Linked DNA regions of Homo sapiens: region 2 is linked to region 1. Evidence: chromatin loops called from intact Hi-C (ENCODE). Cell type or tissue: natural killer cell. All regions are shown on one strand. Each heading gives the region's core, and the rest is flanking DNA. Links, peaks and the distances in the headings are about the cores only.

The links. A loop is a pair of places that touch in the nucleus more often than their neighbours do. Peaks named below come from ENCODE experiments on the same cell type or tissue, not always from the same donor. Only the 100,000 strongest peaks of a DNase experiment are listed, where the experiment ranks them.
Region 2: it touches region 1 in a loop (1.9-fold over the local background); 1 of 110 quality-filtered maps calls a loop at or near these places.

The regions. Positions count from the first base shown.
Region 1 is chr2:24,452,009-24,457,397 of GRCh38, forward strand. All of the region lies in intron 2 of LOC105374329 (a long non-coding RNA gene), which reads left to right. Among named protein-coding and RNA genes, the nearest start is that of NCOA1, 37 kb to the right of the region's middle. RefSeq lists an enhancer at 4,951-5,389. In natural killer cell, for the core only: no CTCF peak of the experiment used is centred there; no DNase peak of the experiment used is centred there; H3K27ac peaks cover 1,101 bases.
Region 2 is chr2:24,515,279-24,520,667 of GRCh38, forward strand. The region is part of intron 1 of NCOA1 (nuclear receptor coactivator 1); the gene reads left to right. Among named protein-coding and RNA genes, the nearest start is that of NCOA1, 27 kb to the left of the region's middle. In natural killer cell, for the core only: no CTCF peak of the experiment used is centred there; a DNase peak (open chromatin) is centred at 2,213; H3K27ac peaks cover 1,289 bases.

The sequences.
Region 1 (5,389 bases), core at 109-5,108:
ACGTTGACTTGCTCCTCCTTGCCTTCTGCCATAATTGTGAGGCATCCCCAGCCATGTAGAACTGTAAGTCCATTAAACCTCTTTCCTGTATAAATTACCCAGTCTCAGGTATGTCTTTATTAGCAGCTTGAAAACAGACTAATACATGTGAATATATTGGTATAGATATAGGTATTATTATGGCTATACTGGAGACATATATGTAGTTTTTTATATGGATGAAAAAGTCTGGAAAAATACATCTCAACAAGTTAACCGTGGTCATCACTGGGTGGTGATGTTATCGGTGTTTAGTTTTTCTTTCTACTTCTCAAAATAAGGCCTTGATGGGTTGGTTTCTTTTCTGCTTTCACTTTAGCTGTAATAATTCTCCGAGACTATTAACTGTTTTCAAAGTCTATTTTCCCATTCGTTTAGGTAATAGGACCCTTAACTTTTAGCTGAATACAAGATGACCAGAATAAAGACTACATTTTCCAGCCTCCCTTGAAACTAGCAAGAGCCGTGTGTCCCCCTTCTAGTTAATAGGATGCAATTAGAAATGTCACGTGCAATTTGGGGAAAGTGTCCTTGAATGGAAGATGCACTCTCCTTCCTTCCTTTTCTCCTTCTTGCTGATGAGGAGGCAGATTTAATGACTAGAAGTTGAGCAACCCTTTTGGACCAGAAGAATAAAAGTCACACCCTAGGGATGGCAAACTGAAAAGCTGGAAGAGGCCTGGGTTCATGACAATTCCGCAGACCTTGCCAAACTGGCCTTAGACTTCTCATCTCCAGATGTTTTACATGAGGGCAACATATACGTTTAAGGAATGATTAATTTGGGTTTTATGTTATAGACAAATCAAATCCTAACTGGTGTGAAATTAGTGTATAATTCATATTTTCCTTTGCTTCAGTAGTGAAGAATTTGTATTATATGCTCTTCCCCAGACACGCTTAACATAATTTCTGTAAGTGAACTGTCAAGCTTTAATTCTTATGCAGTTTTAAGATTGTTAAATCTTGCATATCTCTAGTTCAATGAAAACATTAGCATATGTTTACCAGAACACACATAAAAAAATGTTCATGGCACAATCCATTTGTAATAGCAACAATTTATTAAACCACTGATAAACATGGTTAAATAAATTGTGGTACAGTCCTGCTATTGAGTGTTACACAATGGTGAAAATGAATAGAGTATGATCTCAACATTATTGATCAACCTTAGCAATATAGTATTGAGCTAAAAGAACAAGTCCTAGAAGACAACATATAATACATTCAAAACAAATAAAACTAGTATACTGTTTAGGCCCACGCAAATGTGCAATGAAATTTAAAGAAGAGCAATGTATGATAAAAACAAAATTTAAAAGAATAGTTACTACTGAGAAGAATGTTGGGGTCTGGTATGGGATGGAACAGGTAGGTCGATGTATGTCATGGAGAGTTTTTGGCTTTTGGGTTGAGAGGTGGGGTTATGAGTGGTTTCTTGTATTATTATAACACATACAACGAAAATAAATGAAATGAGGTTTATTTAAAAACCAATGGGCCAGTCATAGCCCTTGATTCATGACACACTATTAATATGAATCAGAACTGTGATTAATCCAGTTTTGTGCTTCTGAAGTTCATAAAACAATCATACCACTTAGGAAGCTGCCTATTATGCAGGCCTGGTTTTATTTCTATAAATCAGGCAACAAGGATGGATGTGTTTCTATTTGTGTACCCAACTGTTTCCCTAACCAGGTTTTTAAAAATAAACTTTTAATTTTAGAATACTTTTAGATTTACAGAAAAGTTGCAAAGATAGGACAGAGTTCCTGTAACAACCCCCACCAACACCACTTCCCCTGCTGTTAACACCTTGCATTACTGTAGTACATTTGTTCCCACTAATGAACCAATGTTGATACATTATCATTACCCCTACCAGATTTCAGGCTTCCTGAGAGCACAGTCCATGCATTTTAGCATTCCCCATTTTGCATCTAGTCAGTATTCTGCATGTGTTGAATTGATGAGGAAATAAACTTTTTAAATGACCAAATTTTCTGCAATAAGAAGCTCCATATTTTATAATAATTTATAATTTGCTTTAAGTAGCTTTAGCTGCTTTGAGATAGAACCCTGAGCTAAGTTGGGTTTAATGTTCTTAAAAGTCATTGTTTCTGAATTATTTACCAACAGTCTCATTAGAATGAGCACGGGAAGCCAAATGCTGAACTGGGTATTTTTTTTTTCCTCCCTAAGTTTCTTTTCTAAATCAGGTCACGGAAAATGGATGCTATTTCTTTAAATAATATAACCAAGCTGATCCCTGGATTACAATTAGGTTACGTAACTTGCTTATGAGCTGCTTTTCATTAAAACTTGCAGTGGGCAATGGGGCTTTACGTTTCAGAGCAAAGCCGGGGAGAACAATCCTGCCGAAAGCCAGAACACATGCGGTGTCAGTGGCAGAGACTGCAAGAATTTCGGCACGAGATTGAGTTCAATGTAGGCGACTCCTTTTCTCTTTAAATCCTTAAAACATCCTTTGTCCTACCAAACTTGCTGGTTCCAAATACGTCTAAAACGTACATGCTGAGTGCCCACCCCATGAGGGAAGATCGCGTGGCCAGTCCCCAGAAGGCTGAGGAATGAGGAGCCCTCCAGGGAGAACATTATCAAGTTTCTGCAGAACCATAGCTCAGTTTTATTTCTTGCAGAACACACATTACTAGGAAACATTTTAAAGATGTGGACTAGGGAGGTAACAAAAACCTAGTTCCAGCCTATAACCATATATTTGCAAATAAGCATTTCATGGGTACGAAAATCAAAGTTTAGGGTGTCAGATCAGGTAGAAAACAAGAGGCATGGTGTCAAAACCCAAAGAAAAGAAGTCTGAAGAGAGTTGGGATGAGGGTTCATCAAAAAATACAAACATCTGTTCTGAAAAATGGAGAGAAAGCCAGCTTTCCCTAGAAAGGAAGTTGTTCGTTGCTGTTATACAGGATACTCACCACAGGATGAGAGACTTTTTTTTTTTTTTTTGAGACAGAGTCTTGCTCTTGTCACCCAGGCTGGAGTGGTGCAGTGCGCAATCTTGGCTCACTGCAACCTCTGCCTCCCGGGTTCAAGCCATTCTCCTGCCTCAGCCTCCTGAGTAGCTGGGATTACAGGCGTGCGCCACCACGCCTGGCTAATTTTTGTATTTTTAGTAGAGATGGGGTTTCACCATGTTGACCAGGCTGGTCTTGAACTCCTGACCTCATGATCCCCCCACCTCGGCCTCCCAAAGTGCTGGGATTACAGGTGTGAGCCACCAAACCTAGCCTTTTTTTTTTTTTGAGACAGAGTCTGCTCTTGTCGCCCAAGCTGGAGTGTAGTGGCATGATCTCAGCTCATTGCAACCTCTGCCTCCCGGTTCAAGTGACTCTCATGCCTCAGCCTCCTGAGTAGCTGGGATTATAGGTGCATACCACGCTGCCTGGCTAATTTTTGTATTTTTAGTAGAGATGGGGGGGGGGGTTTCACCATGTTGGCCAGGCTGGTCTTGTACCCCTGAACTCAAGTGATCCGTCTGCCTCAGCCTCCAAAGTGCTGGGATTACAGGTGTGAGCCACTGTGCCTGGCCAGGATGAGAGCATTTTTGATACTCATATTAAGACTGCCTCCTAGAAGATGATAACTGCTGGAAATAAAAGTTTTACAATTAGAGTAAGCAAAGTTATCAGAGAATGGGACAAAACACTCTTTTTTTTTTTTTTTGAGATGGAGTCTTGCTCTGTCGCCCAGGCTGGAGAGCAGTGGCACGATCTCGGCTCACTGCAAGCTCTGCCTCCCGGGTTCACGCCATTCTCCTGCCTCAGCCTCCCGAGTAGCTGGGACTACAGGTGCCCACCACCACGCCCGGCTAATTTTTTGTATTTTTAGCAGAGATGAGGTTTCACCATGTTAGCCAGGATGGTCTCAATCTCCTGACCTTGTGATCCGCCCGACTCGGACTCCCAAAATGCTGGGATTACAGGCTTGAGCTACTGCGCCCGGCCGACAAAACACTCTTGACAATAAATTAATGGGGGAGAGCTCTGCTGGAGATTGAAGCAGAACAGGACCATGAGAAGAAAGGACAGTTTAATGCCAAAATTCTACCAAATACAAAATTCTTTTTTGAAATGGAATGATTGCATAGCGATAAAAATAGCAATCAGGAACAATTAAATGAACTTGGAGCCCTTCATGTACTTGAAGAAACACCTGTAATTTACTATATGGGAACAGCCAAAAGGATAATTATTTAAGCAGCTAAATTAAGGCTTGTTTCTTAACTTTTGATAAATGTGATCTCTTACAAATTCTCAAAGTAGAGAAGGATATTTTATTATACAGCTGTCTAAAATATTGGTTAAAGAGAACTCTTTTGTTTTAACTTATAGTTAACTTTTTTAAAAAATTATGGTTAACTTTTAACTTTCAACTACCAATAGTTCATATTTATAGTTGACTTTTGTAAGTTTTTAAACTGAAAAATAAACTTTTAACTATCAATATGACCAATGTAAATGTGAACTATATGCTTGGATGCAAAGCAGTTCATTAATTCTAATGGTATTGCACATTAATCTTGGCTTCAACACAGTCCAAAACTTGCCTAAGCCCTGTTGGTTGCTGGGGAGTTTTTGATTCTTGTGTATGTGTCTAATTTACTAATGAACCTTGGTGTCATTTAGGGCTGAACCAAGAGCATCTGAACGGGTCTGGCCGATCCCAGGCAGCTGGGGAAGGACACCTCGGTGTACTGAGCAGAGCTGGAAGAACACCAGCGCTGGGATGAGTCAGATACTCTCAGAGTGTGTAGTGAGTCAGAATCAGTGCCCCCACTCCCCTAGCTGTAGCAAAAAAACAAAAAATAAAAAGGAAAAGAAAAAAGGAAGGTATTAAAGGACACACCACAAACCCCCTCCCCGTGACCCTTCGTACCCTGAGTGTTGTGGACCCTGCCTATTCCAAGGAGGCACAGACCAGAGGCCATAATGTAAGCGATGGCCAGAGGTGAAACCAGCAAATCCAACCTCAACCCTAACTCTGACATGATGGACAGCAAGAAAGGGGACAGGTGGGCCAGCACCTGTCACTGGGGTGTCATCATCAGTGATGCATCTTGGGGAATCTGCAAGTGATCTTGGGAGCTGGGAATGCACCAGAATATGTGAGCTCTGGTGTCTTAGAGACTTTGGTTTAAATGTAAATCCTTTCTTTGTCATTAAGTGGGTGTTACTGGGACAAGTCTCTTAAACTCTGAGACACACATCCCTAATCTGAAGGTGATAATGTCCTTTCTCACTAGGTGGTTGGTTTGGTGGGGGTGGGGGGTACAGATTGCTAAAGATGATTTCATGCTTTCACT
Region 2 (5,389 bases), core at 199-5,198, 63 kb after region 1:
CTGGAGTGCAGTGGCGCGATCATGGCTCACTGCAACCTCCGCCTACCAGGCTCAAGCAGTCCTCCCATCTCAGCCTCCCAAGTAGCTGGGACTACAGGTTCACACTACCATGCCCAGCTAATATTTTAAAACTTTTTTTTAGAGATGGGTTCTCACTATGTTGCCCAGGCTGGTCTCAAAACTCTTGGGCTCAAGCAGTCCTCCTGCCACGGCCTCCTAGAGTTCTGGGTATTACAGATGTGAGTCACTGTGCCCGGCCTTTGGCAACCTTTTAATAATTTATCTCTACTTTTGGCATTTTGAGTGATTAAGAGTGATTCATGTTATATTACTTGGAGGAAGGCTGTCTTGTTTTCTTGCTTGCTTATTTGCATTATTGAATTATTGGTCCAAAGTTATGAAAAGAATATTGGAACATTATGGAAACTAGGGGGAAATGTTAAAAAGTAGGAGGGAGAAAAAACCTGTAGAGCAAGTAAAGTAAGCAATGACTACCTATACGTAATACTATCCCTAAACAAAAGCTATTAATTTGGTGGGCTTCTGAAAGTTAGTCTAGATTTATAACTTTATTCAGTTTTTTTCCTAAAGCTAGTCTATAATTTATAGAACCAGGAGTTAAAAACAAAACAAACAAAAAACAGAAGCCCTCAGTGAAGCTCCTTCAAGAAAGAAGTTATTCTTTTAGTTCTACTTCTGCTCTTTGTTAGTGCCTCAGAAGCTCTTACTAAGGAAGAGCCTTAGCTCAGTCAGCAGGCAGTCACTCTGGTGGCTTGACTCCTGTATGCTAGCTGCTTGGTAGGCTGAATAGACTGAGCCTTGCTCTGCATGTTATAAAGGCACAAGTGACATGGACCCTGACCTATGAAATAATTTTTTTCTCTTTATGAATATAAATAGGTTTTGCCTTTTTTTTTTTTTTTTTTTTTTTTGAGACGGAGCCTCGCTCTGTCGCCCAGGCTGGAGTGCAGTGGCACGATCTCGGCCCACTGCAAGCTCCGCCTCCCAGGTTCACACCATTCTCCTGCCTCAGCCTCCCGAGTAGCTGGGACTACAGGCGCCCGCTACCACGCCTGGCTAATTTTTTGTATTTTTAGTAGAGACGGGGTTTCACCATGTTAGCCAGGATGGTCTCGATCTCCTGATCTCATGATCTGCTAGCCTCGGCCTCCCAAAGTGCTGGGATTACAGGCATGAGCCACCGTGCCCGGCCCGCCTTTTTTTTTTAATTGAGGGGAGGAGCAAAGATAAAAGTTCATTACATTGTGTCATTACGCAGTGACATTATGTCACTGCTGTTAACTGATCCAAGCTAATGGCCACACTAATGAAATGTCAATGAATATATTAATACAGATTAAGAATTTTTTTAACTTGGTTTAATCCCCCTTCAATTCTCAGTCTGATACCTGACCCTTTTCTCTCCTCTCCCATGTATTAGTATCATCTTTCTCACTTTCTCTCTTATACCTCTGTTACTCCCATTGCTGTGAAGTTGCCTCTCTGGCCTTCATTCCAATGTACTTTCCTATTTCTATCCAGCTTTCTTTTTTTTTTTTTTTCATTTTAAAAATATATCTTTATATACCAGTGTTTTTTCCTGTGCTCCCCCTTCAACCACATATATATGTGCATGTGTGTGTGCGCGCGTGTGTATATATATACGTATATATACAAGTATATATACGTATATATACACATATACGTATATATATACACACGCGCGCACACACACACACACACACACACACCCCATTTTGTTTAGACTACCCAGTATTTTACTGTATCTTGAATTTGAATGCTTTAAGGCTAGTGCATAATCTCTTCCGTTAGGTCTAGGCCCCATGTTTTCCTATTGGTTTAAAGTTGCCCCATTTACACACTTATTTTTTATTTATTTATTGATTTTGATTACTTTGGTTCTTGTAGAGAATTGAGTTTGTATTTTTTATACTATATTTTCTGCTGTGAGTGTCTTCCTTTTTTTCCTTCAGTTTCTCTCTCCTTCCGTTCTGTGTGGAATCTCTTCTGCTTGTCACTGCTGTTCTGTTTGCACACCACCACCCTTTTCCAAGACCCAGTGTGTACCGACTTTCTCCTCTGAGCAAGTGCATTTCATTTGTACCTGGAGTACACATTGCATTTTCTCACAGCCAGGCCCTTCTTGGATTTCCCTTATCTGGAGCTGAGGTTTCTCTCTCAGGGTTTATGTCTGCGAGAACCGTTTCACACTGACAGGGTGTTGTTGCCACTGTGAGATTTCCTTTCACAGAAACTAGAAGGCTAATTTACCTAGCAAGCGTGTCTTTAACATACAGGTATTTATTTATCTGGCTCAAACAATTAGAACTAGAATATTGGAAACAAGGTTGTTCTTAGGAAGATTTTACTCAAAGCCACCAGAGCACACATGTGAAGTGCTTATCATTGAACGTAGTTGTTGCTAGCTTTTTCATTTTAAAATTGTTTTATCTTTGTATTAGGGCACAGGATGGTAGAGATAGTATGGTTGGGTGTTTCTAGTGAAAATTATGGTAATTTGCTAGGATTTACAACTAGGAAGGGAATTATTTAGAATTTTAGTTAGTGAAATGATAATATAGTAATAGCATCAGAATTTTGGAATGTGCCTCATGATTTCACTATGCTCTTTTAATTTTTACATAGTTCCTTCTGGTAGTTGTCTACAAGTGTATGTATTTTGTGTAGATATTCTTACTATGTGTTTTTGTTCTTGTATTCTGTTTCTCATTTAACATAACTAGTAATAACAACCATTTATTGAGTGAACATATATTTTAAAAGTCCTAACAAAATTTTAGCAAGTCAAATCCAATAATATATAAAAAGTATAATACATTATGATTGGGGTTACCTTGGGAATGCAAGATTGGTTTAACGTTAAAAAATTAATGAACGTATTTTACCATGTTAACAGACTAAAAAGGAAAAAAATATGAACATCTCAATAAATGCAGAAAAAGCATTTGATAAAAATTCAGCAAATTAGAAATAGAGATAAGAATTCTCAGCAAATTAGAAAAAAGAGGGCTTCCTTAACCTGATAAATGGAGCATATTTATGAAAAACCTACGGTTTAACATTATACTTAATGACGAAAGACTAAATGCATTCCCTCCATAAACACAGACAAGGGAAGTATATCTCTTCTTACCACTTTTCTTCCACATTATACTGGAGGTTCTAATCTGTATGATGAAGTAAAAAAAAAAGAAATAAAAGGCATCCAGATTGGCAAGGAAGAAGTAACTTTTTATTTGCAGATGACATTGATTATCTACGGATAGATTCTACAAAAAAGCTACTAGAAGTAATATGTGAGTTGAACAAGGTAGGATAGAAGATCAATATGTAGACATGAATTGTATTTTTGTATATTGGCAATGAACATTTGGAACTTGAAATAAAAATTAATGCCATGTATAAAAACATCGAGCACTATGAAGTACTTAGAGATAAATCTAAAAAAAGATGTTTAAGACTTGTACACTGAAAATTATAAAGTGTTCCCGAGAGAAATTAAGATAACCTAAGCAAATGGAGAGAGATACTGTGTTTATGCAGCAGAAGACTAAATACTAAGATGTTACCTTCCCCCAAGTGTTCTGTGTGTACTATGCAATCCCAGTCAAAATCCTAGCAGGAATTTTTTGGTACTAGTTGACAAGCTGATTCTAAAATTCATATAGAAATACAGAGGACCTAGAACAGCCAAAACAACTTTGAAAAAGAAGAAAAAAGTTGTAAGACTTACACTACTTATCTTCAAGTCTTATTATAAAACTATAGTAATCACAATAGGGTGGTATGGGTTTCAAGACAGACAAGTAGATTGATGGAACAGAATAGAAAGTCTGGAATAGATTCATTCACATATGTGATAAACAAAATGTATATGTATACAATGAAATATTATAATTCAATCATAAAAAGGAATGAAATACTGATACGTGCTACAACATGGATGAACCTTTAAAACATTAGGCTAATTGAAAAAAGCCAGTCACAAAAGATCACTATAGAGTGGTCTCTATAGAAATAGAAGATAGGTTAGTTGGTTGCTTAGGGCTAGGCTGGAAGGACTGGGGGACAGGGTTTCTTTTGGGATGATGAATATGTTCTAAAATTGACTATGGTGATGGTTACATGTATCTTTGAATATACCAAAAATCATTGAGTTGTACAAGTTTTTGTATGGTATATGACTTATCTCACTGTAACTATTAAAAAGAAAACACGGTTGGGCATGGTAGCTCACATCTGTAATCCCAGCACTTTGGGATGCTGAGGCTGGAGGATCGTTTGAGGCCAAGAGTTTGAGAACAGCCTGGGCAGCAAAGGCCCTGTCTCTACAAAAAAAAAAAAAAAAAAATTAGCTGGGTTAGGTGGTGCATGCCTAATTACTAGTAGGCATAGTCTCGGGAGGCTGAGATGGGAGGATTGTTTGTGCCCAGAAGTTGGAGGCTGCAGTGAGCTATGATGCCCCCAAAACAGAAAATTTAGTAGCAGTATTTTTTGAAAAGTATGAAAGAACAAGCCATGTGTTGAGAAAAAAATATTTGTAATTCATTTATAAAGGATTTAATTCCAGAATATATAGAGTTATCAAAGCTCAATATTAAGGAAACATAAAACCTAATTCAAAAGTGAGGAAAGTACCTGTACAGAGAGTTTACTAACAGATACACAGATGATGGATGAACACATCAAAAGATAATAAACATAATTAATCATTACAGAAGTGTGGATAAAATCCATAATGAGAGATCACTAACACCTTTTAAAATGGCTAACATTAAAAGGACTGACTGTACTAAGTGTTGGCAACTGGAACGCTCACATTATGGTGGGAATGTAAAACCATACACTACTTTGGAAAATAGCTTGACAATTTTTTTTTAAAGTTAAACATATACTTAACATGTGACCCAGCCATTCTACTCTTAAGCAATTTACTTAAGATAAATGAAAGCATATGTCCATATACATTTTGAACATGAGTTTTTATTATAGCAATGTTATTTTTAATACTCCCAAATTAGAAACAATCCAAACGTCCTTAATAGGTAAATGGATAGATGTGGTATATCCATTAAATGGAATAGTACTCATCAATAAAAATGAAATAACCATATGCCCAACAACTTGAATGAATATCAAAATAATTATTTTGAGTTAAAGCTGCCAACCAAAAAAGAGTGCATTCTGTATGATTCCATTTGTTAAAATCCAGGAACATGCATCTTAATCAATAGTGAAAGAGTGCAGTTCAGTGCTTGTCTGCAGATTGTGTTGAGCACAGGGAAGTGTGGGAATGAGGGATCATAAGATGCACAAGGAAACTTATGAGAGTGATGGATATTGCATT